Linked DNA regions of Homo sapiens: region 2 is linked to region 1. A link is a loop called in an ENCODE intact Hi-C map of the cell type or tissue named here. Cell type or tissue: HCT116. All regions are shown on one strand. Links, peaks and the distances in the headings refer to the core of each region. The heading gives the core; the rest is flanking DNA.

The links. Hi-C counts contacts between places; a loop is a spot of excess contacts. Peaks named below come from ENCODE experiments on the same cell type or tissue, not always from the same donor. Only the 100,000 strongest peaks of a DNase experiment are listed, where the experiment ranks them.
Region 2: it touches region 1 in a loop (2.3-fold over the local background); 7 of 110 quality-filtered maps call a loop at or near these places.

The regions. Positions count from the first base shown.
Region 1 is chr4:6,453,066-6,469,394 of GRCh38, forward strand. All of the region lies in intron 1 of PPP2R2C (protein phosphatase 2 regulatory subunit Bgamma), which reads right to left. Among named protein-coding and RNA genes, the nearest start is that of PPP2R2C, 11 kb to the right of the region's middle. RefSeq lists enhancers at 9,907-10,452, 10,453-10,998. In HCT116, for the core only: no CTCF peak of the experiment used is centred there; a DNase peak (open chromatin) is centred at 12,323.
Region 2 is chr4:6,387,077-6,396,260 of GRCh38, forward strand. All of the region lies in intron 1 of PPP2R2C (protein phosphatase 2 regulatory subunit Bgamma), which reads right to left. Among named protein-coding and RNA genes, the nearest start is that of PPP2R2C, 81 kb to the right of the region's middle. RefSeq lists enhancers at 2,020-2,519, 3,374-4,086, 6,112-6,665, 6,666-7,219. In HCT116, for the core only: a CTCF peak has its summit at 988; a DNase peak (open chromatin) is centred at 4,905; H3K4me3 peaks cover 911 bases; H3K27ac peaks cover 908 bases.

The DNA of each region.
Region 1 (16,329 bases), core at 7,665-15,664:
CCCGCAGTCCCACTGCTCATCATAAAGATGAGCAGGTGCGGGGCCGTTCCTGAGCATCGGATACACCTAACGCCTCATCTCCATCCACCCTTGAAGGGACCCCCCCACAGAGGATATTCTTGTCTCTGGCTTAGAGCTGGAGATACGGAGTTGAGGGAGGGCCCACCGCAGGTCACAAACACCAGCAGTGACACAGGATGGTTGGCCCCAGGATGGCCAGAGTCCCTCTCCACCCTGAAGATGTAAAGGCAGCAGGGACAGTATGGGAGACAGATCCCCAAAGAGGAAGGAGCGGCGTCAGGACTTGCAGGAAGTATCCATGGCAACCCCCAGCCCCAGCCACCCCAGCTCTGCCTCCTCAGCTCGGGGAGACTTCCAGCAGCTCTATCCCATGGGCAAAGGCTGGAAACTGCCCACCCCACCCCACCCCAGGGGCAGACACATGGTGAGCTCTCACTGAATGGCAGGGCGGCTTCCTGTGCATCCATCATATTCACCGAGAATGGTCCCCCCGCACCAGTGCGGGCACGTGGTGTGCACCGGGTCTGGGCCCAGACCACCGGGGCTGTAATGGTTTCTCATAAAACTGCTTCTGCAAGGCTGAACAAACAAGATGATGGGGAGGTCGGTGTGTCCTTCTTGGAGTCAAGCCACACTGAATTAGCCAAGCAGAAAATTCAGCCCAGCTCACCTGTTTCTGCTCTGCACTCCTCCCTACTGCAGTGGCCCTGGCAAGAAGGCAAGCACAGCCCCACCGAGGGCCACGTTGGCTGATGTGGGCACCTGCAAGCCTCCTGTGGAGGCAGACGGCCAGAGGGGCGGTGGCAGGCTGCACCCCCACCCGGCCCTGTTTGTAAGAATAATTTCCACCCGGTGCACACCCAGGGCCACCGGTCTGCCTCACATCTAATCTACCCCTAAAGAAAGCTTTCACTCACCTCCTTTCCTCTGTGTTTAAATGAGCAAAAGTATGGGATGTTTTTGCATTTTTTAACAGGAAAATGGCATGGAGAGAGGGACCCGTTCTTCCTGTGACTGTTCAGGGGGACAAGAGGGTGTTGCTCAGGAGCGGGGCAGTGGCTCCAAGGTCAGACAGAGCCCAGTGGGGGTCTTGGCTCTGCCCAGGGCGTCTGTGGCACACCGTGTTTCCCAGGGAGGGCCAGAGCACAGTCTCCTATCCCATCTGCTTTTCTACCATGTAACCTGGCCCTTCCCACATGCAAAGGTTGAGTCCAACTGCCCTTCAACCTGGGCCGGCCTGTGACTTGCTTGAACTAAATGAAGGTGACACAATTGACACTGAGATGTCCCAGGGGTCAGGAAGGGCCAAGCAGCTTCCACCTGGGTATCTGGGGATACTTGATTCGGGAAAGCCAGCTGCCATCGAAGGAGTCCAACTGCCCTGAGACTGCACGCTGGAGAGGGGAGCCCCGCCTTCCAACTCTCCCCACCCCGCAGAAAATGTGTGAGTGAGACCATCTCAGTCCCCCCAGATCAGTCCACCCACCAGCTTGGAAGACTCATGGGTGGCCATTTAGAGCAGAAGGTTTGCCCAGCCAAGCTCTGCCCAAATTCCTGACTCACAGAATCCAGGAGACAGAATAAAATGGTTCTCATCACATCACTGAGCTCCAGAGTCATTTGTTAGGTGGTAATGGTACCTGTGGCACTCACTGTGTGGCCTTCGTCCTGGGACTCAACCTCTCTGAGGCTCAGCGTCCTGATGTGCAAACGCGATGTCATTCTCACCACCTCCCAGAGTGGACATAAAGCCCTAATGTGATCACCAACATGTCATTACACAGGAGCAGTCAAGAAATGGTAGCTTCCCTCCTCATCACCATCATCGCTATTATTTTGCCATGAAGACAAAATAGTTATGCCTGCAGAGATAGGTGGTGCACCACACGGCTCCTCCCTGGCACAGCCCAAGCCCCATCTCCTGTCAGACACCTATCAAGGGATAATGAACACAGCACAAGTCACCTAGTGCTGGAGCTGAAATCAATCCTTTGTTGTAAGCAAGAGACATAGAGACTGATGGGCTTGCTGTAATCTACAGATGACTCCAGAGCTGCGTTGCATTCGTGGACTTACTCTTCCAAAAATCACCCAAACAAAAATGTTTTGCCCAATTTGATTTTTACTCTACTAGACAACATCATATTCAAATCTTTATGCAAGCCCTTAAAAACACCTATAGCCCTACATCAAGAAATTGCATCCCTACCTGGACAGACACAAGAATAATCTGGAATACAGGACAATGGGCATTCATAAGAATGCTCATCCCATAAAGTTGGGGCAGTCGTTGTTCAGCAGTGGGAGAAGCTCTCTCTGTCCTCCACCTGCCACCATCTGCACCCCCAGCCTTCTAGTCACACTCCTGTGGTCTTGCATTGACCAAACACCATTCAAGGAGACCCAGCCTTCCTCCAGCACACTGGGCAGCTCCCAGCCTGCCTGAAAACCCTCTCCACCCCACAACGTTCACCTCCACTTCCCTTCCACTGCCCACCCTGGGCAACTGACTGGGGGCTTTCTCACCTCTGCTGGAAGTGCTCACACTCCCTCTGAGCCCCCTACTCTCCTTTCCAAACTCCCAGAGACTTTTGATGACTCTCAGTTCCCTCTCCCTCCCCTGCCTGGACAGATCACCACCACACCTGCCAGGATCTGCAAGACTGTAAGTGAACGCTCCACCAACCCTGAACACACCACGCCGTGCTGTGCCCATAATGTCCCTCCTGCCATGAATGTCGCCCCCTCCCCCTGCTGCCTACTGCTGTGGACCACCAACCACTGCTGCCCACAGCCTTGCATCTCTGACCACCTGCTCCCAGGCTGCAACGGGCCCACTGCATCCCTGCCCCTCACACCGGATCACAGCCATCTGTTATGTCTCCCTCATTCCAGAAATCCTGGGGGGGGGGAGCTGCGCCCTATTCCTTCTTCCTGAATCCCCCTACCCCACCCACACACCTGTTATAGACAATCAACACTAATCGGATCAATGAATCCATAAATAGTTATTGAATGAATAATAATACCTACATCGTGAAGTATTATGCAGCCAATAAAAATTGTTAACTCAGAGTGCAGGATGATCTGGGAAAATGTTGACAGTGCATTTAATATTTTAAAAGACACAAAACATAGTACAATCTGCAGGGGGTAGTTAGAAGGAAATGCAACAAAATGTGAGCAGTGTTTCTGGAGTAGTGAAATGAAGGATGTTATTTCCCCCCCCCCCCTTTATTCTACTGTCTACACGTTCAAACGTTTCTGTAATGAAATAAAATAGAGAAATAAAATTAAGATCTTCTCAAAAAGAGCACCTTAACATACACACAACTTAGCTCGCAGAGTCTGACGATATGGGACACATTATCATGATGGATTATATTTTCACAGCTTCAATAAAGAGCCTTACCTCTCCTTGGGGCCATAAAATATTCAGGGCTGTTTTTATCACCTTTCACATTGAAAGTCGGCGTAGGAACCACATCATTCAGCCCCTCGCTCCTTCGGTCAGTTCATTCCATGATGGATTGCTCCCGAAGCAGACAGGCTGGCTGGAGGGCTGCACACTGAACGCAGTGGAGGGGGAGCTCTGGGTGCCCCTCACGGTGAACCACGGGCTGCCTTCCCACTTCCACAGTGAGGAATTCCCATGATTTAATATTCTTGAGCTGCCGCCTTTAATAAGGGGATATTGAATGCAATCCCCCAGCCAGGGTTTGAAACATCACTGTGGCCTGGCCACGTGGAGGGCCCATGCGGTGACCACTCTGACCACTTGGAATGAGTGCAGGCAGTCCTTGCTGTACGGGTGGTGTGGATCCATAAAAATGAGCATGAGCCAGGTGCGGTGGCTTGCGCCTATAATTCCAGCACTTTGGGAGGCTAAGGCGGGCAGATCACCTGAGGTCAGGAGTTCAAGATCAGCTTGACCAACATGGTTGAAATTCCGTCTCTACTAAAAATACAAAAATTAGCCAGATGCCGTGGCAGGCACCTGTAATCCCAGCTACTCAGGAGGCTGAGGCAGGAGAATTGCTTGAACCAGGAGACAGAAGTTGCAGTGAGCTGACATGACACCACTGTACCCCGACCTGGGCGACAGAGCGAGACTCCATCTCAAAAAAAAAAAAAAAAAAAATAGAGCATGAAAGCTAAAACCATTTAAAGCCATCCTAATAATCAATGAGGAAATTACAATTCTTCTGTGGCCTTTAAAATTTTTTGTCAAGACATTAAAAAGTCTTTTATGGACAGTTACAAATGTCCATAGGGAATGCACTGGGAATTTTTTTTTCTTTTTGAGACAGGGTCTGGCTCTGTCACCCAGGCTGGAGTACAGTGGTGCAATCATAGCTCACTGCAGCCTCAACCTCCTGGGTTCAAGTGATCCTCCAGCCTCAGCCTCCTGAGTAGCTGGGACTGCAGGTACATGCCACCATCCTTGGCTAATTTTTTTTTATTTTTTGAAGAGACAGGGTCTCACTATATTGCCCAGGCTGGTCTCGAACTCCTGGGCTCAAGCGATCCTCCCACCTCAGCCTCCCAAAGTGCTTGGATTACAGGTGTGAGCCACAATGCCCAACCGGGAAAGTTTTTTTAAAATAGTACAACTAATATTTATTTGGTACAATGTAATTTAAAGCATCAGAAACATTGAGATGTCAAGTGCTTTATTTCTTTGTAAAAGACATATGGAGAGAGTTTGCACAGTGCTCGCTACTGTTATTGTATACCTTACGATACCAAAAAAGCACCCTTTCTATGCTTTGCAGAATTATCTTTCTCCAGACCAGCTTCCAAGATTTTATCCTTTGCACTTTCAACACTGTGAAATATCTTCAAGAGTTCCTTTAACGTTTTTCCCAGCCTCGCTTCCTCTGGGACATCTCCATGCTTTGGGGCACAACTCCTTTCCTGGTTTACATCAGTGTGTTCACCTTCACTCAACTCCTCTGGCTGCATATAAGAGCTTCTTGAAGGGTAGCTTCAGCTTCCCAAGATCATGGATTTCTTCTATGACTCCATTTACCTCCAATTTAAATTTCACTTCCAGCATTAACATCTTTCACATCTCTGCTGAGCATCATCTTTGCTGGCCAATTCCTTCTTTCAGTGATCTGTTTGTGTAAAACATCATGCAGGCTCATCACTGGGAGTGGCTTAGTCTGTTCAGGCTGCTATAACAAAATATCATAGACCGGGTGGCTTATAAACAACAAGCATTTATTCCTCACAATTCTGGAGGCTGGAAGTCCAAGATCAAGGCACAGCAGATTTGGTGTCCACTGAGGTCCAACTTCCTGACTCTCAAACAGTGCCTTCTCGCTGCGTCCTCACATGACAGAAGGGCAAGGGAGCTCTCTAAGGTCTTTTATAAGGGCACTAATCCCACCCATGAGGGCTCCACCCTCACAACCTCATCACTCCCAAAGTCCCCACCTTTTAAATACCCTCACATTGGGGGTCTGGATTTCAACCTGTGAATTTGGAGGGGGTACTTAAACATTCAGATCATAGCAGGAAGGCAAGGAGGCAGCACAACTACATGCTTTGCTGTCTGTGCATGAACTAACAGGTGTGTACAAGCAATCAGCAATGGCCTTTGGAAGATAGCAGGTGCTGAGCTGGCAGGGTGCAGCGGAAGCAGGCATGACCCAGCAGGCATGGTGTCTACTGACACGTTGTGGGATGGGACCCTGGGCTATGTTTCAGAAAGGCCTGGATTCCTGTCCTGTCTCATGATCTGAGCTGGGTCACCTCTCATTGCTGGGGCTGGTTTCCCATGTCTGTCAGTTATAAGCAACAGAGATTGACCCAGGCTAACACAAGCAAAGAAGGAAGTTACCGGAAGGCTCTGAGGGATCCACAGAATCATGGAGAGAACAGAACATCTAGACAAGTAGCCTGAGAAGGAGGAGGACCAGGAATTCAATGTCAGGAATCCATGACTCTTCCAGTTACCCACTGCTGTGTAACAAAGCACTTCAAAACTTAATGGCTTCAAGCAGAAACCATTTATTTGGTTCATGAATCTGCAGTTTGGGTAGATCTTGGTGGGAATGGCTCATCTCTGTTCCATATGGATGGCTTGCCTGAGGGCTGGAGGCTCTACCTGTAAGATGGCTCACTCACCTGCTGGCAAGGTGGTGCTGGATATTAGGCAGGCAGCTCAACCAGGACCTTGGTTCCTCTCTGCATGTGCCTCTCCACAAACTGCTTGGGCTTCCTCACAATATGGTGGCTGGCTCCAAGGCAGAAGCACATGACCTATTTTTTACTTAGCCTCCAAAGCTACACGGTGTCACCTCCTCCATATTGTTGGTTCTTCTCATGATTGTGGAATGGGAGATCCATGCTCAGCAGGACAAGAGTCATGACATCTAACCACATAAAATCAATGCTACCAGAAACAACAAACCAAGGGTCAGTGTTTGCAAGAGAGATGACAATTACAGTAGAGAAACAGGCCAAGAACGGTGCACAAAAAAACTTACAATTGAATATATGCCATGGTCAATAAATATAATAAAGGAAGTTCAATCTCACTGAAAAATGCTTTAAAAGAACACAGCCTATAATGCCAGCTTCTTGGGAGACTGAGAGACAAGAATTGCTTGAGCCTGGGAGGCAGAGGTTGCAGTGAGCCAAGATCACGACACTGCACTCCAGCCTGACCAACAGAGCAAGCCTCTGTCACACACACACAAAAAAACAGCAATTTTTACCATAATATTGGCAAATATTAAATATGTTGGATCTAGTCGCCACTAGCAATGCTCTGGGGAAAGGGAGTTGTTAGTACCAAGTTTGGTCATCAGGAAAAGTTGACATTAGATGAAGATACTTCAGAAAGACCAAACTCTCAGAAGCAGCCATTCCACACCCTAGGGAAATAACCAAATATGCACGCAAAAAGGTGCAAAGATGCCCTCACAACACTGCTCATGATCCTAAACCAACCATAACTTCTGATACCCACCAGCATGGAACTCTTTAAAATACATAGAAGAAGCATGTGACTGATATTACCAATGATGACGGGTGCTTTGGGCTGAAATGTGCCCCCTCCCCAAGATTCCTTTGTTGAAGTCCTAACCCCTAGAACCTCAAAATGTGACTGTGTTTGACAAAAAGGACCTTTAACAAGGTGACGAAGGTAAAATGCAGTCATATGGATGAGCCCTAACTCAATATGCCTGGTGTCCCTCTAAGGACACAGACACACACAGGAAAGACCATGTGAAGACACAGTAGGGAGATGTTCATCTATAAGCCAAGGAGAGGGGCCTCAGAAGGAATCAACCCTGCCAACACCTTGATCTTGGACTCCCAAGCTCTAGCACTGTGAGGCGGTAAGTCTCTGTTGTTTCAACTGCCCGGTATGTGGCACTGTGTTATAGAAGTCCCAGCAAGCTAAGAAAATGGGCTGTGTTATTTTCTAAGCTAGAAAGCTCCCATATCATTAAGAGAAAATTTTAAAGATTACAAAATAGGATACGCACACAGTAGATGCTCAAAAACCATCTTTCAGTGAATAAAAAAATGTAGGAATATATATATACCTAGATAGTATGTATACCCATAGGCAAAAACACATATACCAAAATATTTTCAGTGGTAGGATTTTCTTTTCCTCCTTTTCTCTTTCTAAATTTTCTGAACTTTTTGCTATGACTACATATGTTTTTTGTAGTAAGACAGCCAATAGAAATCAAAATACTTTCAAACAAAGGGAAATGCCCCATCTCCATCTGGTTCCACAATGTCAATAGGATACAATCCAAACTCCTTATCTCGGCATTTGAAGCCTTTCACAAACAGTCCTGCCTCCCACTTCCCATCCCGCTCCAGCTCCTCTCCCACTCCACCCCACCCCACACACATCCTCTAAATCTCAGTGGCCCACAGACCCCTCTCTACACAGGATGCCCTCTCCCAAGACACCAGCCTTTACCCCTGCTGCAGCCGAAGCCCGGAATCCCTCTCCTACCTGATCCACCTGGGCATCACCTATTTGGCTTTGCAGACTCAGCTCAGACATCGCCTCTCCCAGGAAGGCGTCCCTGACCTCCTAGCCACCGCATGACTCTGGACTCTGCATCTCACAGCACCGTGCACGTGTGGACACTGAAGCAGGGAGAGGGGAGGGTCAGGGGTTGAGTGAGGGTGTCTCCAGCACAGGATTCTTAGTAGGGTTTTTTGGACTGAGAATGTAAAGGTTTGTTTTGTGGGGTCATGTGGCAAAGATGGCAAGACATCCACCAAGATGCAGGTTCTTCCCACTGCAGAGTAGCCACTGGGCTGCCCAGCCAGGGACTACATTTCCTAGAGCCCCTTGCATTAGGTGGGGCCATGTGACTAGCTCTGGCCAATGGAATGTGAGGGAAGTCACAAGTGCCATGTCTGGGCCAAAGTGTTTAAGGAGGGAGTGCACCTTCCCCATACCCTCTTCCCCGGAGAATGGAGAGGACATGGGAGCTGACAGATGAGAAGGGTCTGGAGCCCCGCATCACTCTGTGGAAGAGACTCCTGGGCCAACTGGGATCATCCACAATGAACTGTTACAAAGGGATAAACTTCTATGACATCAAGCCCCTGGAATGTGGGGATTTCTTTGTAACTGGTATTAATCAGAGTAACAAACTGTCTTCAGCATCCAGACTTCCCAAGAGAACATCCCTCTTCCCTCAGAAAGTGCTGGTCCTGCTGTATGTAGTGACCAGCTGAGGGGTGTCTCCCCTACAGAAAGTGAGCACTGTGTGGGCAGGCGGTGGCTACCCCAGTTCCTGCCACATCCCCATCATGGGGGTAAGACAGGGACCCACAGGCACCAGGCCCACGGAGCACGTGGCATGCACCATCTCATTCAACACCCACCACATCCCAGAGAGGATGGTGCAGCCACGCTCACCCCCAGCTCAGATGTGGTCACCCAGGCACGGCCTGGCTGGACAACTTGCCCAAGATCACTCAGCCAGGGAGTGGCGAGGGCACCACTCTGCAGAAAGGGGTCCTGGAGGAGAGAGGGGCAGCCCCAAGGCCGATGCCCAGGTCCCAGCAACCACCTCTCAGCCTTCCAGACCCACAGGGCAAATGGAATCCAGGCACAAATTAGGGACAGTGGGAGTGACACTGTAATCTCTAAAATAATAATGAAGGCAGATTATCTGAGGTCAGGAGTTCAAGACCAGCCTGACCAACATGGTGAAACCCCGTCTCTACTAAAAATACAAAAATTAGTCGGGCGTGGTGGTGGGCACCTGTATGTAGTCCCAGCTGCTCAGGATGCTGAGGCAGGAGAATCACTTGAACCCGGGAGGCGGGGGTTTCAGTGAGCCAAGATCACGCCATTGTACTCCAGCCTGGGCGACAGAGTGAAACTCCGTCTTAAAAAAAATAAAATAAAATAATAACAAATGTCTTCAACAAGTTGGTAGCCTGAAAAGGGGATGGAGGCTGAGTCTAGGTCAGAAAAGACAAGAGACAGAACAGCCAAACGCAGGTGCAGGACTTTGGATCCTGGGCCAAACCACCCAACCATAAGAGACATTTCTCAGACAACTGGGGACGTTCATAAAATGGACCAGAATTTAGGTAACAAAGAATCAGGATATGTTTTGTGAGGTGGGATAACAGCACTGGGCTACAAGAAATGCCCTCAACACTCAGAGATGCCTGCAGATGGAACGGGGAAATGACAGGAGTCTTGGATTTGCCTAAAAATTCTTCATCCAAAAGCAGGGGAGAGTAAATGAAGGAAGTACAGCAAGATCTTGATAGATTGGAAGCAGTTCAATAGACTATTTTCTCACAAATGCAAAGAAGTTTCTCCTCTTGTAACAGTTGGCCAGCAGTCCCTTCCACAGAGTGATGAGGGGCTCCAGGGAGCGGCATCTCTCCCTTCTCTGGGACAGAGGGAGGGGGGAAGGTGCACTCCCTTCTTAAACACTTTGGCCCAGAAGTGGCACAAATTTGAAAGTTTGCATCAAAACTTTTTTGAAATTGTAAAAAAACATTCAGAAGCTAATCATGATCATGAAAGAGCTCCCTTTTATTGAGATTAACCTACAGAGTGTGCACTATTTCATTCAATTCTGCCTGAAAGCCTTGCTGGTTGGGAGCTCGCTCTCTCTCTGCTTCATAGATGGGGAAATTGCCCAGGGGATGAAGAAGCTGCCAAGGGCACGGCAGCTGTGCCAGACCCAGAGCACAGGCCTGGGAGCCCAAGCCCAGGTCCAGCCTCCAGCAGCAACAGTCCTGGTCCTGAGGAGGGGTGGGGGTGGGGCTGCAGGAGGCCAGGCCAGCCTGGAGGAGGCCCTTGGCCTGCAGTTGGAGATCCCATCCCTGCTTGCGGCAGCCCACACCCCAGCTGGGAACCTCTGAGCAGCCTTTGTTCTGCCTCAATGGGACATTCAGCCCTGGGTTCTGGAGGACAATGGCCCCCACTGTGCAAGGAGGGCAGTGCCTGTCCTGGGCAGCACAGGGGCCCCCAGGTGTGTCCTGCTCCCGGGCCGGCTGGCAACTAACTAACTGCCTCCTGGTCTCAAGCAGAGGAGCTGGACACTGTCAGGGGACAAGTGTTATGCCACTTTGCACACACCGTTCCTCCTGCCCAGAATGCGCTAGAATACCATGTCCCAGCACATCATCACCCCCCAACCTGGAAATGCCACCTGCCCTTCAGTCCCTGGACCACGTGTCCAATTGTGGCCTCTGCCACTGCCATCTACCTGTGCCGTGAAGGGGGTCTCTCCTCCTGCTGAACCCTCTCGATTGCCTTTCATCGCAACACAGATAGCAAGAGCACCAAGCCAGGTAGTCTAGTTCAAATCCCAAAATCTCCTAAGTGTGGTGCATAATCAGAACTGAACAGGCCACCTAACCCTGCCCTGTGGGTCCCAGCCAATTAATGTAGCAGTCAGGAGCGTGGGTTTGGCAGGCTGCATTCAAAACTCAGCTCTGTCCCTTACAAACTATGTGACATTGAACAAGCACCTCAGCCTCAGTTTTCTCCTCTGTAAAATGGGGAAATAATATACACAACATCAGGTCTGGGGCATCTCCAATGAGATGCACGCAGCCTCATGTCCAGCATATAGTATTATAGTACATAGCCAATAAATGGTGAATCATAATAATGGCTATTGTGTTTGTTTTGTAATTATTTCATCCTAAAGTCCACTTGGATCATTCTGCTCAAGGGCTTAATGGTGAGATGCCTGTCTTTGCAAGGCCCTGTGTAACTAACAGGACTCCCCAGGGTGCTGAGGGATGTACAGACTCCTCCAGCAGCTTCAGACTCTCTCCTGAGAAGTAGCTAGGTCCCGCAGTGGCACCCAAGACACTGGGAGAGGAGAGTCCACATTTCAAGGCAGACACAGCCTTGCTCTTCAACTTTGTATGTCTAGAATCTAATGTCACCCTGGCACATAACAGGGATCAGCCAATACCCGCTGAACAAAAGGAAAAAATGTTCAACCTCATTGGTATGCAGACGTGAATTACAATAAATATTTTTCATCTTTGATATTTGCAAAGGTCAAACAAATTAGACTACCTAATGTTGATCAGCATGTGGTTAAAGAGAAAAACTTTCTGGAGAATAATCTGCCAATGTGTGTCAACAACATTAAAAATGCTAGTGATCTTTATATGAAATAGCACGTGTGGAATTCCTTCTGAAGAGCATCATCCCAAGGTTAAGGGGGAACGATGGGAGTAGGGGGTCTTCACACACACAAATGGTGTTCATTCCTGCAGTGTTAGTTATGAAAATAAGAAAGTGTGTGGGGGAGAGACAGAGAGAGAGAGAAGGAAGGAAGGGAGGAAGGGAGGGAGGGAGGGAAGGGAGGGAACTAAATATCCAGCCATAAGGAAATGATTAATTGAACTACTGAATGATGACACATGTATCACAGGAATAGTATGCAGCCAATGAAATGATGGTTGTCAATACGTGTACTGTGTGACTTGGGGGCGGGGCCAAGGTAACCAGTCACCCCTCTTCCTTGCTGGGACTTGGGATTACACAGAAAAGACTGGCCGCAAGACAGGAATAAAAAAATCTGCTTTATTAATGGTAAACCTGTAGGAAAAAAAAGAGCTATGGACCCCTACTTCACCTCCCCACCCCTTGGTCCTGCGGGGAGAGGTAGGTCTAACTTCTAGCTTGTAAAATAAGATAACTGTTGGCCTCTCCCCTGTAGAGCAACCTGGAAGTCAGAGGCCCATGGACCCAATGGGTGAGAGAGGAGCACGGACATTTAATATTGTAACCCCTCCCCATAGGGAAGAGCTGCCCAATGGATGGCAGGCTCTCACCATTTCCACCAATCACGAAAGCCAAGGAGGTAGAAGGCAGGGCCAAGGAGTTCACCCTACCCAGAGTTCCAGCAGAGCAGGGCCAACCCTATAATTCGTGGGGCACAGGGAAAAATGAAAATGCAGAGCCTCTTATTCAAAAAGCAAAGGAAAAGCATCATTAAAGGTGCTAAGATACAAAACCTTTTCATGCCTTCCATATTTTGTCATGGTGTTATTTGCTATTTAATGTCAATTCAAATTTAAAAAAAAAAAAGCTTAAACTCTTAGCGTGCATTTTATCACTCACCATTCTAGTGTGCACCTCCAATTTTAAATGCAAACATAAGAGCACGTAACTGGAATGTAGACTCACCAAAATGCACAAGTTATATTTCGCATATGGATTTTGTTCTTACCAGAGCAGAGGAAACTAACTTAACTGTTCTTATTTCATTTCTGGATATGTGTACATTCTTCCAACACCCTCTACCCTTGGTTCAATAATAAACAAGGAAGGACTAGGAGGAAAAGGAACTATAGGTGCCCTCTTTTTCCCTTCCCTTCTGTGTAATCATTTTCAGTGTCAGCGATTGGCAAATATGGGCACGTAACACACGTTAAGAAAGGACACCATAGGGTTCCTGCGTCATTCATGTTTCTTAGAAGTCACTGCATGAGAACATCAATGCCTTGGAGCATTATTTGAAAGCATGGCCCCTGCCTGTGAAACTACAGACGCACTGAGAAGGTGCATGAGCTGTCCACTGTGCATGGGGCTCAGACGCTCAAGTGAACACAGGGTAGCGTGCTGTGGGAGCCAATATGTGTAACCACAGACTCGCCTGCCACACGTACCCCTCTGCTCATTCCCAGGCTCCCCCGTCCCATCAGATTTCGCTTACAAAACACAGGATCCAAAGTGAAATTCTTAAAAATTTCAAGATAGTAACAGCAGAACATGAACCCAAGCACAGGTCCTTCTGAGTGTGGGGACCTAGATGACCACACAGGTTGCATATCCATGAAGCCAGCCCTGGAGCAAAGCCCTGGAAAATTCCTATAATCTCATGCCAAACTAGAAAAGTAGCCTTCAAAATTGTTGATACAGACAGATTACAGTTTTCATTAAAAACAGACATGGGCATTAAAAAAAGACTGGAAGGAAATACCCCAGTTGCTGAGAGTATGTCCCTCTGCTTGGTGGACTCACAGGAGTTCACTCTCCTTCTCTTACTCCCCATCACACTCTCCATGGAGCCTAGCGCTTCATACAGCGGCTCTTCCAGTCTCAAGGCCTAAACACTTCTTACCAAACATCCCTTAGCTCTGCAAGCTTTAAGGATAAACACTAAAAAGTGTAGCAAATGACAACAGTCAGGAGATGGAGTGGAAAAATTTTATTAGAATTTGATTTTCATCTTCCAGAAAGAAAATGAGAAAAACCGTGCTCTGTGACTGCGCCAAGCTTTAAGTTCGGGTTGATTAAAAAGAAAGGAGCACATTGCTTACAGCAGGGGCGTGGGAGTTGGCCTACACTACAATTTGGGGAAATTGACAGCAGTCGCCTTTTACACGTGTAGAACTTCAGAGTCCACATGCCCTTGGCTCCTTACAGCCTCATGACAACCCAGGGCACCAGGCAGTGCAGGGAAACTGAGGCTCAGAAAGTGATGTGATTTGATGGAGGGCACCCCAGCACTGAAATGGAGCCCACACTCGCTGTGAAGCCCAAGGGAAGCTTATGTAAGTGGCGTTTCCAAACAGAAGCGAAAGGAACACAGAATCTGAACAGTCCACATCTTGATTTTCAAAAGTCAAAGGCTGACTCTCCCTAATCTCCCTCTGTGCCACCACTAATGTCCCCCCTCTTAGCCTCAGTTTCCCCATAGGTTGGGGTGGAAGTTAGGCTAGCCAGTCTGATGACAGTTCTAAGGGCTAGTCTAACTCTGGCCCCTAAAGAATAGACATCATCACTTACTGATCTATTAAGAATAAACTGAGGCTCAGAGAGACCGTGTGACCTGCCCAATATTACAGACCCAGGGTCAGACCCCACCAGGAACCCAGATCTCCCGATGCCAGATCTCAGGCTCTCTTATCTGACCAAAAATACCTCCTCAATAGGACTGAGGAGGGAAAACCAGAAATTGGCAACCTTGACTTGAGTGAAATGAAAGAGGGTTCTCAAAACAGAAAGCAAACAAAAATCCCTCTGGGTTTTATGTATCTCGAGTCTTAGCTGTGGGTTACAGATCAGCCTCCTGGTTTTCTTGATAAGCAGTCAGGGCTGTACGAGTTGGGGTGCTATGGGCTGCAAGTAACGGAGACTTGAAAGTGCACAACGAAAAGGAAAAGTAACAGCTCATGTAACTGGAAGTTCAGAGGCGGCCTGGACATCAGGCCTCTATGTCCTGGATCTCACTCACTCTCTGCCCTGCCATCAACGGTGGTGGCCTAAGACTTGCTCCCCTCATGGTGTCAGATGGCTGCCAGCCACCACAAGGTTTCCCTGTTCCCATCACAAGAGAGGGACCAACTACCTGTGGTTCTCCCTACTTTCCACTCAACCTCCAGAACTGACTCCCACATCCATTCTGGAACCAGTCACTGCAAGGGGAATGAGATCATCCTTGCACTGATCACATCCAGCTATGGCCTGAGATCTCTTACTAGGAACCATATGTGTTCTCCTTGGAAGAAGAGAGACTAACTGTTGTGGAGATCAGCTGCAACGTCCACCATAAGGGTGCAGATTTCACTGAATGCTGAGTCTCCCACAAGCAGCATCCCCTCTTCAGTGTGGTTTCCTGGGCAGAAAGTAGATGGTATCCAGGGCACAACCAGTTCAAAACCTGCAGACAATTCCATGCAGGAAAACCTGCCTGCCTGCTGCGTTCAGACAGCCTCAGGACCCCATGATGACCTTAGCAATTCCCAAGCATCCTTCACTTCCTCAACTATAAAATCAGGACAACTCTGTGGGAATAAACAGACTACTCTGAAATCACACAGGACATCCAGGGATGGGAGTTAGGAAAACATGGGTACATCCTTTATGCAGATGCAAAAAGCATGAGTGTCCAACAGTGTGTGATGGCTGAGATGCTCAAACAAGGGGAAGCTGTGCCTCTGGCCTCAGCTGAAAAGTGTGCTCCGGAAGTGCCTTACCTGTCAGGCACATGAGAGTGACTGTTGCTCCCCAGAAAGACCCAGTCACTGCCAGGATCTACCTGGTCAGCCTGAACCACCTCCCCTTGGCTGAGCTCCTGTGTCTTGGTCATCACTGCTGCCCAGGGCAGGATGTGCTTGGCAAATGGTGCTAAGCAAAGGAAGGATGGATGGGTTTTGTAAGTTCAGTCTAGTCTGGAAGTGCTTATTCAACTCACTCTAAAGCTAAGTACTGAGGCCTGCCGCAAAAAGAGAAAGAACAGAGCCAGGAAGAGTCCTTCCTGGAACCATATCCAGCTCTTGAGAAATGTCTAACTAGATGGAGACTTCCTAGCACCCTCCAGGGTCCAGGGCCCAGGGCCCAGTGCCCTATCAGCTGCACTGCTCTCCCCACACCCTGACCCCATTCATGCAAAGTTCTCTGTGCCCCCAGGTGGCCTGCAGGTACACCTAATCATCACCATAACCCTCAATGCAGTTGAGCCCAGCCAAGAGTAAGCCACCCAGCCCTGCCACCAAAAAAAAAAAAAAAAAAAAAAAAAAAAATCCAACCTGCTCTGACGAATTCACACCAAGATGTGAATGACTAACAAAACCTAAACTCTTCCTAAGATGTTTGAGATTTTACAAGAGACTCAGGAACCCAAGCAGGGCTCCCACGGGCAAAGATGACATTGGACATGGGGCCCAAAGGATGAGAAAGAGTCAGTGGTGAGAAAGGCAGGAGGTGGGTATTCCAGGCAACAGCCATTGCAAACGCCCTGAAGCAAGAAAGAAAATGGCCTGCTCAAGGAACAGGAGGTAGATCAGAGCAGCTGGGGTGTGGTGGGGGAG
Region 2 (9,184 bases), core at 483-8,482, 73 kb before region 1:
AAAAAGAAAAAGATCCTCAAAGACCTGTTGCATATCAAAAGGTTCAACACACATGTGATTGGAGTTGTAGAGGGAGGGGAGAGAGAAGATATACTAAAAAGAACACATAAAAAAATAATGACCGAAAAATTCCTCAATTTGGTAAAAGACATCAATTTACAAATTTAAGAAGCTTAGCTAACTCCAAGCAGGATAAGCACAAGGAAAATTATACCCAGGTACATCCTGGTCAAACTGCAAACTACTGGAAACTGAAATAATGAGAAAATGTTAAAGCAGCTAGAATAAAAACAACATATTACATTCAGAGACACCAGGACTCAGAGACTGCTGACTTGTCAGCAGAAATAATGGCACCCAGAAGACTCTTTTAATGTGCCGAAAGAAAATGTTAAAACCTGGAAACCCAGAATTCTGAATTCAGTCGAAATATTCGTCAAGAATGAAGGGCAGGCCGGGCACAGTGGCTCACACCTGTAATCCCAGCACTTTGGGAGTCCAAGCCGGGTGGATCACCTGAGCTCAGGAGATCGAGACCAGCCTAGCCAACATGATGAAACCCTGTCTCTACTAAAAATACAAAAAAATTATCCGGGCATGGTGGCGGGCGCCTGTAATCCCAGCTATCTGGGAGGCTGAGGCAGGAGAATTGCTTGAACCTGAGAGGTGGTGGAGGTTGCAATGAGCCGAGATTGCACCATTGCACTCCAGCCTGGGCGACAACAGTGAAGAAAAAAAAAAAAGAGTGAAGGGCAAAATAAAAAGACATTTCAGCTGAAGCTTTCCCAAGGACCAGCACTTTCATCTCAGAACAATCCCATCGACCAATTATCATTCCTTACTTAGAGACAAGGAAACTTGGTCAAACTTTCCCAAAGTCCCCTAAGTGGCAGGGCCTTTGGCATGTGCTCTTTTTGGCCATCGCTGTCCCCACACTGCAGGGCCTGGAGCTGCCACTGGCTGCAGCCTCGAGCTCAGGGCCCCAGATCAGCCACTGGGTGCATTATTCCAAGTCACTCTGTGTGGGTGACGAGAAGCCCATGGAAACTCATGCTGTCCTTCCCCCCCTGAGGTGCCTCCTCCCTTCCTGGGCAGCTCTAGGGCAACCCCCAAGTGGAGAGGCACACAGGAGCCACTGAACAAGGAGGCCTCAGCCAGCCCCCTGGTGCTGGGCACAGCACAGGCCTACCAATGGGTGCCCAGAGAGGTGAGAGGTGGTATCCCTAGTGACCCGCCCAGTAACAGGTCCCTGCACGCCAGAGCCAGAGATGGGCAAAGATGGTATCGTGGGTTGAACTGCATCCCACAAAAAGATGTTAAAATCCTAACCCCTGGTACCTATGAATGGGAACTTATTTGGAAATAGAGTCTTTGCAGATGATCAAGTTAAGGTGCGGTCATACTGGATTATGGTGGGCCCTAGATCTAAGGACTGGTATCCTGATAAGAAGTCCATATGAAGACACAGCACACACAGATACAGGGAGGAGGCCATGGGGAGACAGAGGCAGAGGCTGAAGGGAGGCATCAAGAATGAAGGGCAGGACGGGCATGGTGGCTCACACCTGTAATCCCAGCACTTTGGGGGGCCGAGCCGGGCCTCCCAATGCCTGGAAATGCCCGGAAATGCCAAGGATTGCCAGCCACCACTAGAAGCTGGTGGGGAGGCCTGGAACAGAGTCCTCCCTGGAGCCGTCAGAGGGAGCCCAGCCCTGCCAGCATCGTGATTGCAGACTTCTGGCCTCCAGAACTGTGAGAGAACAAATTTCGGTTGTTTTAAGCCACGCAGTTTGTAGCACTTTGTCACAGCTTCCCTAGGAAACTGACACAGAGCTGAGATGAGAGTGTGCAGGCTCCAGCCCCCGAGAACTGGGCTACCCCCAAGCCGGTGGCACTTGCTGGCTTTCTTCTCCACGTGCCACCTGGGGGAGACATCGCCCTTGGATCTTACAGATGCCCCCTGCAGCTTTCATCAAAGCCGTGGTAATCCAGTCCCAGCCCCACTACTTACCAGCTGTGTGCCCTCACCCAAATCTCTTGCCCTCTCTGAGCCCTGACTGCCTCATGGATACAATGGGAATTGACATCCCTGCCTGGCCATGGTTCTCCCAGGGTAAATGTGAAATTCAAACGATTCTGTGGACTAGGACGTTCCCTGGAAACTCTGGCCGAGGCCTGCAGACAGGAGATGAAGATGCTCGTCACGGACTTCCTCCCCAGCACGTCGGGGGACTTGCTCCCCTCGTCCATCACCATAAGTGCTGCTGACACCATTAATGATCCATCAGGGCTCAGGGCAGAGAGGGGGCCTTAGGCAAGCCCAGCTCGAGCCTTCTGATGAGGTTGTTGCATTTAATTAGCATTGTCAGAGGTATCAGGGCTGCTAAGGATGGAGGTGGGCGAGGAAGGAGGGGTCCGCCTGCTGCCGAAGGGAAATGTCAGGGAGAGGAAGAGGCTCCTGCAGCCATTAGCACCTGGTATGGGCTTGGCGAGCGAATTTACCCAGCAGCGGGCTGACACTGGGATAAGGAGATGGGGAGCCCCCTCCTCACGGAGTCCAGGTCCAGCGGGGTGACGTGGCGTCTGTGGTTATCACAGTACACCTTCTGGGCACTTCCTGGGAGCCAGGCCCCAGCTTTAGCATTTTACACCTATTACTGAATCTTCTTAACAACTCCAAGATGTTCTTGTGTGCTGTTATCACCCCCATTGCACAGATGAAGAAACTGAAGCACAGAGAAGACAACTTGCCAACAGCCGCTCAGCTAGTAAGGGCAGGGGAGAGATTGGATTCCAGCGGTCTGCCTCCTGAGTCCTTGAACTTGCCCCCCAGGCCTGGTTCTCCTCTCAGCGTTTATGGGGTCAGAGATGGGAGGCTGAGGAGTTGGTGAAGGAGAAAGCAGGTGCTGAGCAGACGCCCCACCCACGTCTATGAAAGAGACCCTCAAAAGGCCCAAAATGATTCCTGCAGGTGGGAGACCCTAGCCTGAGACTCACAGCAAAAGGGTCTGGAGTTTGGGGTCTGATTCTGCCAGGGATGCAGCTTTTACCTCCACGTACTTCCAGGGGACAGGGGAGAGCTGCTTAGGACCACCTTAGGTCCTGAGTGCCGGCTGCCCAGAGGGGCGTGGAGAACACAGCAGAGGGAGGCTGGGGGTGCACACACTGTGCCTGGGGGATTGAGCAAAGCCACAGGATGCTACTGGCCACAGGACATACAGCGGGGTCTCCCTAGGTAAGGACTCTGCAGGAGACAGCTCTACAGGAAACTTCCAGACTGCCCTGTGAAGGACTCCTGACAGCTGTGAGCAGCTGTAATCACCCACCAAGCACACTCAGAGTGGGCACAGCCACCGGCAGGTAGAAGGCGGCCCATCCCCAGGCTCCCTTCCCAGCCAACAAGAGCTGCCTGAAAAGGGCTGCAGCCAGGCCCCTCCCCATGTCACCCTCCAGCAGGGAGCACGCCGGGCGGCGGGCGCATGGGAGGGGAAGCGCCAAGTCTGGGCGGAGTCAGACTGTTGCCGGGACTGGACATCAGCACTGAGTGAGTGACGGAAGGCCGTTGGGCTCTCCAAGGGCGATCAGAAAGACGAAGACCTCATTCCGGGCCAGGGAACGGAATATCCCTGATGGGATTTTATGTGAGGGGTCTGAGAGCCGCAGGGCCACCGGGGTCACAGATCAGGCCTGCTCACCAGCCCTCTGCACTCACCTAGTCCTGGCTCATCATGAGTCCAGGCACCGCCCGGCAGTGATGATCACCTTATTACTGAATTCCACTCTCGCTGAAGAACCCCCACATTTCATCACCACCCCACCTTCCAGCGGGCCTGGTGAGACGTTTCCTCCTGCAGCCTGAACTTGGTGGAGATGGGGCAGCTCCCAGGCCTGTGGTCAGAGGTTGGGTGGGGAGAGTGGGGACAGTGTGGCCAGGGCAAATGGGCCCTGAGCTGTGCTTTGGTCACTTGGCTGGAGGAAAATGTGAAGGGGCTGGTGGGAGTATTTTTGGGGGGTGTCAGAGAGTGTCTGTATGGGGTGGGTGCCAGCTGCCACCTGCCCACCCACGTAACCTGGACACCCAGGAACCCAGGATCTGCCTGTCAGGGCTCTGCCGCCCTGGCCTCTGGCAGGAGCCTGGGTCCCACCCCCACACACACCTTGGAAACAATCCCTGTTCCACCTCATTGTGGCTGTGACCCTGGGCAAGCCACCTCCCCTCTCTGGACCTCTCCCTCCTCCCTACCGTGTAGAGGACACAAGCAGATGAGGGAGGAGGCTGGGACGAGCCATGGCAGGCGCTGTGCAGGGAACTCGCCCTTATTGCCACATTGAATCCTCTGCACACGCGCTGGGCCTCGCCAGGCAAGTCCTGGACTTAATATCACCTCCCCTGAGCTTGGTTTATAAAAAGAAAAGCACACCGTAATAGCAGAGCCGGCAGATGATGAGTTACATAAACATTTAAACTGGGCACAGTATTGATTTGTGTTAAAGGCCATGGAAAAAGGATTCCATGATCCCGGCCTCCACCCCAAGAGCACCAGGTGAAATGGGAAGCTGAAACCTCCAAGTGTGGTCCCAAGACGTGCCTGTGACTGGTGGTCAGCCTGCCAGAGCCGAGGACACCAGGAACATGTGGCCGACACAGTGACCCTTGGGGGAGCGGCAGCAGGGGAAGCCCTGGGTGGGGCTGGAGGCCTGGAGGTGCCATGGCTATGCCCTTTGCATGCAGTGATCCCCCAGAACTGCCACTGTGTGGAAAGGGGGAAAGACCTGCGTTTGAATCCCACCCTGACCAGCTGTGTGACCTTGGGCAAAGCCCTTCACACCTCTCTGAGTCGATCTGTCCATCTCCGAGACAGATACGGGAACACACACCCTCCGAGGCGCCAGGTTTACTGGCTCATCACCTAGCTTGTGACCGACACACAGGAAATACACTTAGTCATTCAATTAGTCATTCAAAAGAATATTAATGAATGGCGAGTTCTTGTTTAACAGGTACAGAGTCTCTGTCTGGGATGATGAGAAAGTCCCAGAAATGGATGGTGGTGACAGGTGCACAGCAACGTGAATATACTTAATGACATTGATTGTACATTTAAAAATGGTTCAGATGGTAAATTCTATGTCATGTATATTCTACCACAATAGAAAATTTAATTAAAAAGCATTAACTGAGCACCTACCCTCTCCTCAGCACTGTTGCATACACTGGAAATTCAGCAGTGCACACTCCCCAGAGAAAGCCCACTCTCGAATGGGAGAGACAGCCAATAAGCAAATTTTCATGTCAATAAATAGCTCTTGGAGGGAGATATAAGGGCTAAGATGAAAACTATAGTATGGTAAATGGCATGGGAGGGGTGGGAGGGGCTGTTTTAGCTGGGGAGGCCAGGGAAGACTTCCTGGGGGAGACGCATTTGAGCAGAGACCTGAAGGATGTGAGAGAGGGAGCCTCACAGATATCAGGTGACCAGCACGAGCAAAGGCCCTGAGGTAGGGTGAGTTTGATCTGTTGCAGGCCAGCAAGGAGGCCAGTGTGCGTGTGAGAGGGATGGGGCAGGACATGAGCTCAGAGCTCAGAGAGGTGGGCTGGGCCGGGGTCCTGCACCCAGCAGGCCGGGAGAGGCCTGAGCATTTTATTCTGCATGAGCTGGGAAGCCACGGTCTGACTTAGGTTCAATGACCACCCCATCCTTCTGTCTTTCTAGCATGGACGAGCACTTTCAGGGGTGGGCGTGGACCCTTCTGTGCCCAGCCCATGCCTCACACATGGGTGACTCTCGGGTTTGTTAAGTAAGTGCCAGAGGAAGCAGACCCTCACTGGGCAGGCAGCGAATGAAAGGAAGCTCTCCATCCCACCCCTCATCTGCCTTATATGGCTTCTCTCTCAGGCCTCGCTCCAGGTCTATGAGGAAAGGCGTTGCATCATGATGATTTTGTTGTTTCTATTTTAGCATTTCTAAAGTTGAGGTACAATATACATAACATGAAATTCACCACTTTTAAATGTACACTTGATTGGATTTTAACAGATTCACAGAATTCTAGAACCATCACCACAGTCTAATGCCAGAACATTCCCACCGCCCCAAAAAGAAACTCAGAACATTCCCACCACCCCAAAAAGAAACCCCACATCCGTCGGCAGCCATTCCCTATCCCCTCCTCTCCCCAGCCCCCGGAAATCACTGATCTACTTCCTGTTTCTATGGATTTTGCCTACTCTGGATATTTTGCATAAATAGAATCATACAGCAGCACGTGGCCTTTGGGGTCTGCCTGGCTTCTTCCACTTCGCAGAATGTTTTCAAGGTTCATCCATGTTGTGACACAGATCAGTACATCATTCCTTTTCCAGGCTGAAATAATAATTCCATTTTAATCACGATGTCTTTTAAGGCTGGTCCCTTTCTCTTCCAGCAGAAACCCAGTCCCCAGAAGAGAGTGAGAAGGGACTCATGAGCCTACGAATGCCCCCATGGCCCCGGCCTCCAACCCGTGTCTGCACCCAGCTCTGCTACTGCAGGAGCCAGACCCAGCGTGGAAGGCCACTGCCCCTCCCATGGGCAGTGCACAAGGGACAGGGATCGGGGAGGCCAGGGGCTGTGGCTGCCAGTTTCTCCCTGGCCAAGCCAGGTGGGGCCCGCCCGATGGAGTGTCTGCCAGCCTGGCTGGCACAGAGGCAGATGGGCCTGGGGGAGGTGGACGGGGTAGTTGTGGATTTGTCTGTGGTCAGCAGGATCCGGTCAAGCTGCTGGGTTTGACTCTAGCCAGGCTGGACTGTGCTCAGAGCCAGGATGACACCCAGCCTGGCTTCAGCACGACCAACCCTCCATCGGATCCCCATGGACCTTCAAAGGCAACCAGGCAGCCTGAGGCCAGCAGCTGGCCTTGGGACAGGGTCAAGGTGAGGGAGACCGAGAGAAGATCACATGCTCCCTGCCTTCCTTCTTGCAACACAGGCTCCGGAAAGCCCCACCCCCAGTCACCTGGGCTTCTCTCCTAAAGACGAAGCTTGCCAAGGCTCTGCCCAGACGGACAGGACCAGAATTGCTGGGGCCTAGAATCTGCATTCTGACAGGTTTTCCTGTGGTGTGCCAAGGTTTGAGAACCACTGGTAAAGGGGAGACTGGTAAAGCACCTCAGTGGGGCTGCCTGATTCTCAGTAAGTTATAAACAGTCTCTGAGCCTCAGTTTCCTAATCTCTAAAATGGGTTTCATATTCAAGGTTGATGGTGAAGATTCAACGAGGCAACAAAGACAGAAGTGTCTGGCACCAAGAAACTGCTAGAAATTGTTGCTATAATTATTGCTACTATGTACCCAAAGCAAATCACAGAACTATGTGGACATTGAAGCAAAGATTAATCAATGACAGAGAGAGGAAAAGGGTTTGAGATGTGGTAAATTGCAGCTGGGGGACCTGGTTCGACTGTCTCCTGTCCTGCTTATGTGAGTCAGAGAGACTCTAAGTCTCAGTTTTCCCATTTGCAAAATGGCAATAAGAGTCACCCCTGCCGCAGGGCTCTGCAAACTGTGATGTGCTGTTCCCATCCCAGGATGGGGGGCATGGAGGCCTGACACTGATGCGGACCTATCACTTGAGTCTCAGCCGGGCCAGATGGCCTGGCTGGCTTCTGTGCTCCCAGCACCTGGGGTCCCACAGGCCCTGTCCTCTCTGCTGGGGCTACAGCCAGCCTTTTAGACCCCAGCCGGCAGGCGGGCGATGGGGGCCAAACTGGCCTGGTGACAAGAACACCTCTCAGGTCCCATCACATCAGCGTGTCCATCAGCCCCCTTCCCAGGCCTATCTGCTCCAGGGCAGGGGTCAGGCTCTAAGCTGCTTTGTCTCTGGCCATAATTCCCTGAGCTGGGTGCTGGGGTCACAGTTGGCAGAGCCAGCAGCCCCCCTCCGCCCACCTCCCTGCCTCCGCCCTGGCCTGGCCATGGTCACCTCTCACCCGCGAGCCTGCAGCCGCCTCCTCTCTGGATTTCCTGTCTTCATCTTGACCCCATCCACCCAGCAGCCAGAAGGACTTTTCTAAAATGAAAACCTCATCCGATGGCCCTCCCTAAAACCTTCCATGGCTCCCCACTGCCCTTTGAATAAAGGTCCCATCTGCCTGGCTCACCCTCTCGCTCTCCACTCCTAACACTGCCCCTTCCCCGTGGCCAGCCTGGACATTCTTCATTTCCCCAAAGGAGGCCATTTATTTATCTGACAAGTATTAACTGAGGACCTACTAAGTGCCAGAGCTTATGCCAGGCAACGGGAATTCAGAAACGGACCCCGCGGGCATGTCCAGGCCCTCCCAGACCAGTCTGACCAATGAGGGTTGGGTATGCAGCAAGGACCACCCGGTGTCCAGGGTAAGGCTGGTTTCCACCTCCCTTTCCTCCCTCCTTGTGGAGAGGCTCCGTGTCTCGGTCTCTGGAGGACAGTCTGCTAGAGGGTGACAGTCCACCCCTGTGAAGGTGTGGGGTAGGGTGTGGGCAGAGGCGGGACCCCCCACAGCGGGGGCTGATCAGCAGGTCCAGCCTCTGTTGGTGTGAGAGCTGCTGTGGTATGCCAAGGGCGCAGACCCGCCAGTCATACAGAGTGGTCAGCTCTGGCTGTGCGCTGGCCCCGTGACTGCTGGCAGCTCAGCCTCCAGAGGCTCGCTTTCCTCCCCTGTGAAATGGGCAGACCCTCCTGATTGAGCTGTGGCTGATCTCCTGAGGACCCTCTTTACTGGCAAGGAGCATCCTGGTAGCCCCCCAGCTGCAGGCCTTGTTCCCCAGCTGGTGTGAGTCCCAGCCTCCCCCAGGCCCCCTCTCTGCAGGGCATTAAGGCTTATGGGCCCCCTGCAGGCACAGATGTTCTGCTTGAGCCACCAGGCAGCAAACAAGGAGTGGCTTTGGAGATGTTCCTGTCCTGGTTACACGCCGGCCACCCCAGTGGGACCTGGGTCACCGGGGAACTCACACAGGAGCATTACACACAGTGTGTGCGAACCCTCGCGGCAGCCCTGGCAGGTGCGTGGCATGCTGCCAGCTTCCACATGGGGAAACCACAACTCCCGAGGGTTGAACTTGTACTCCACCCAGGAGCAGGCTGCTTCTCTGTGCCTGGTGGACTCCAGGGCCTGTGCTCTTGATGCCATGAAGTGCAGATCAGGCCAGCCCCTGGTCCTTCCAC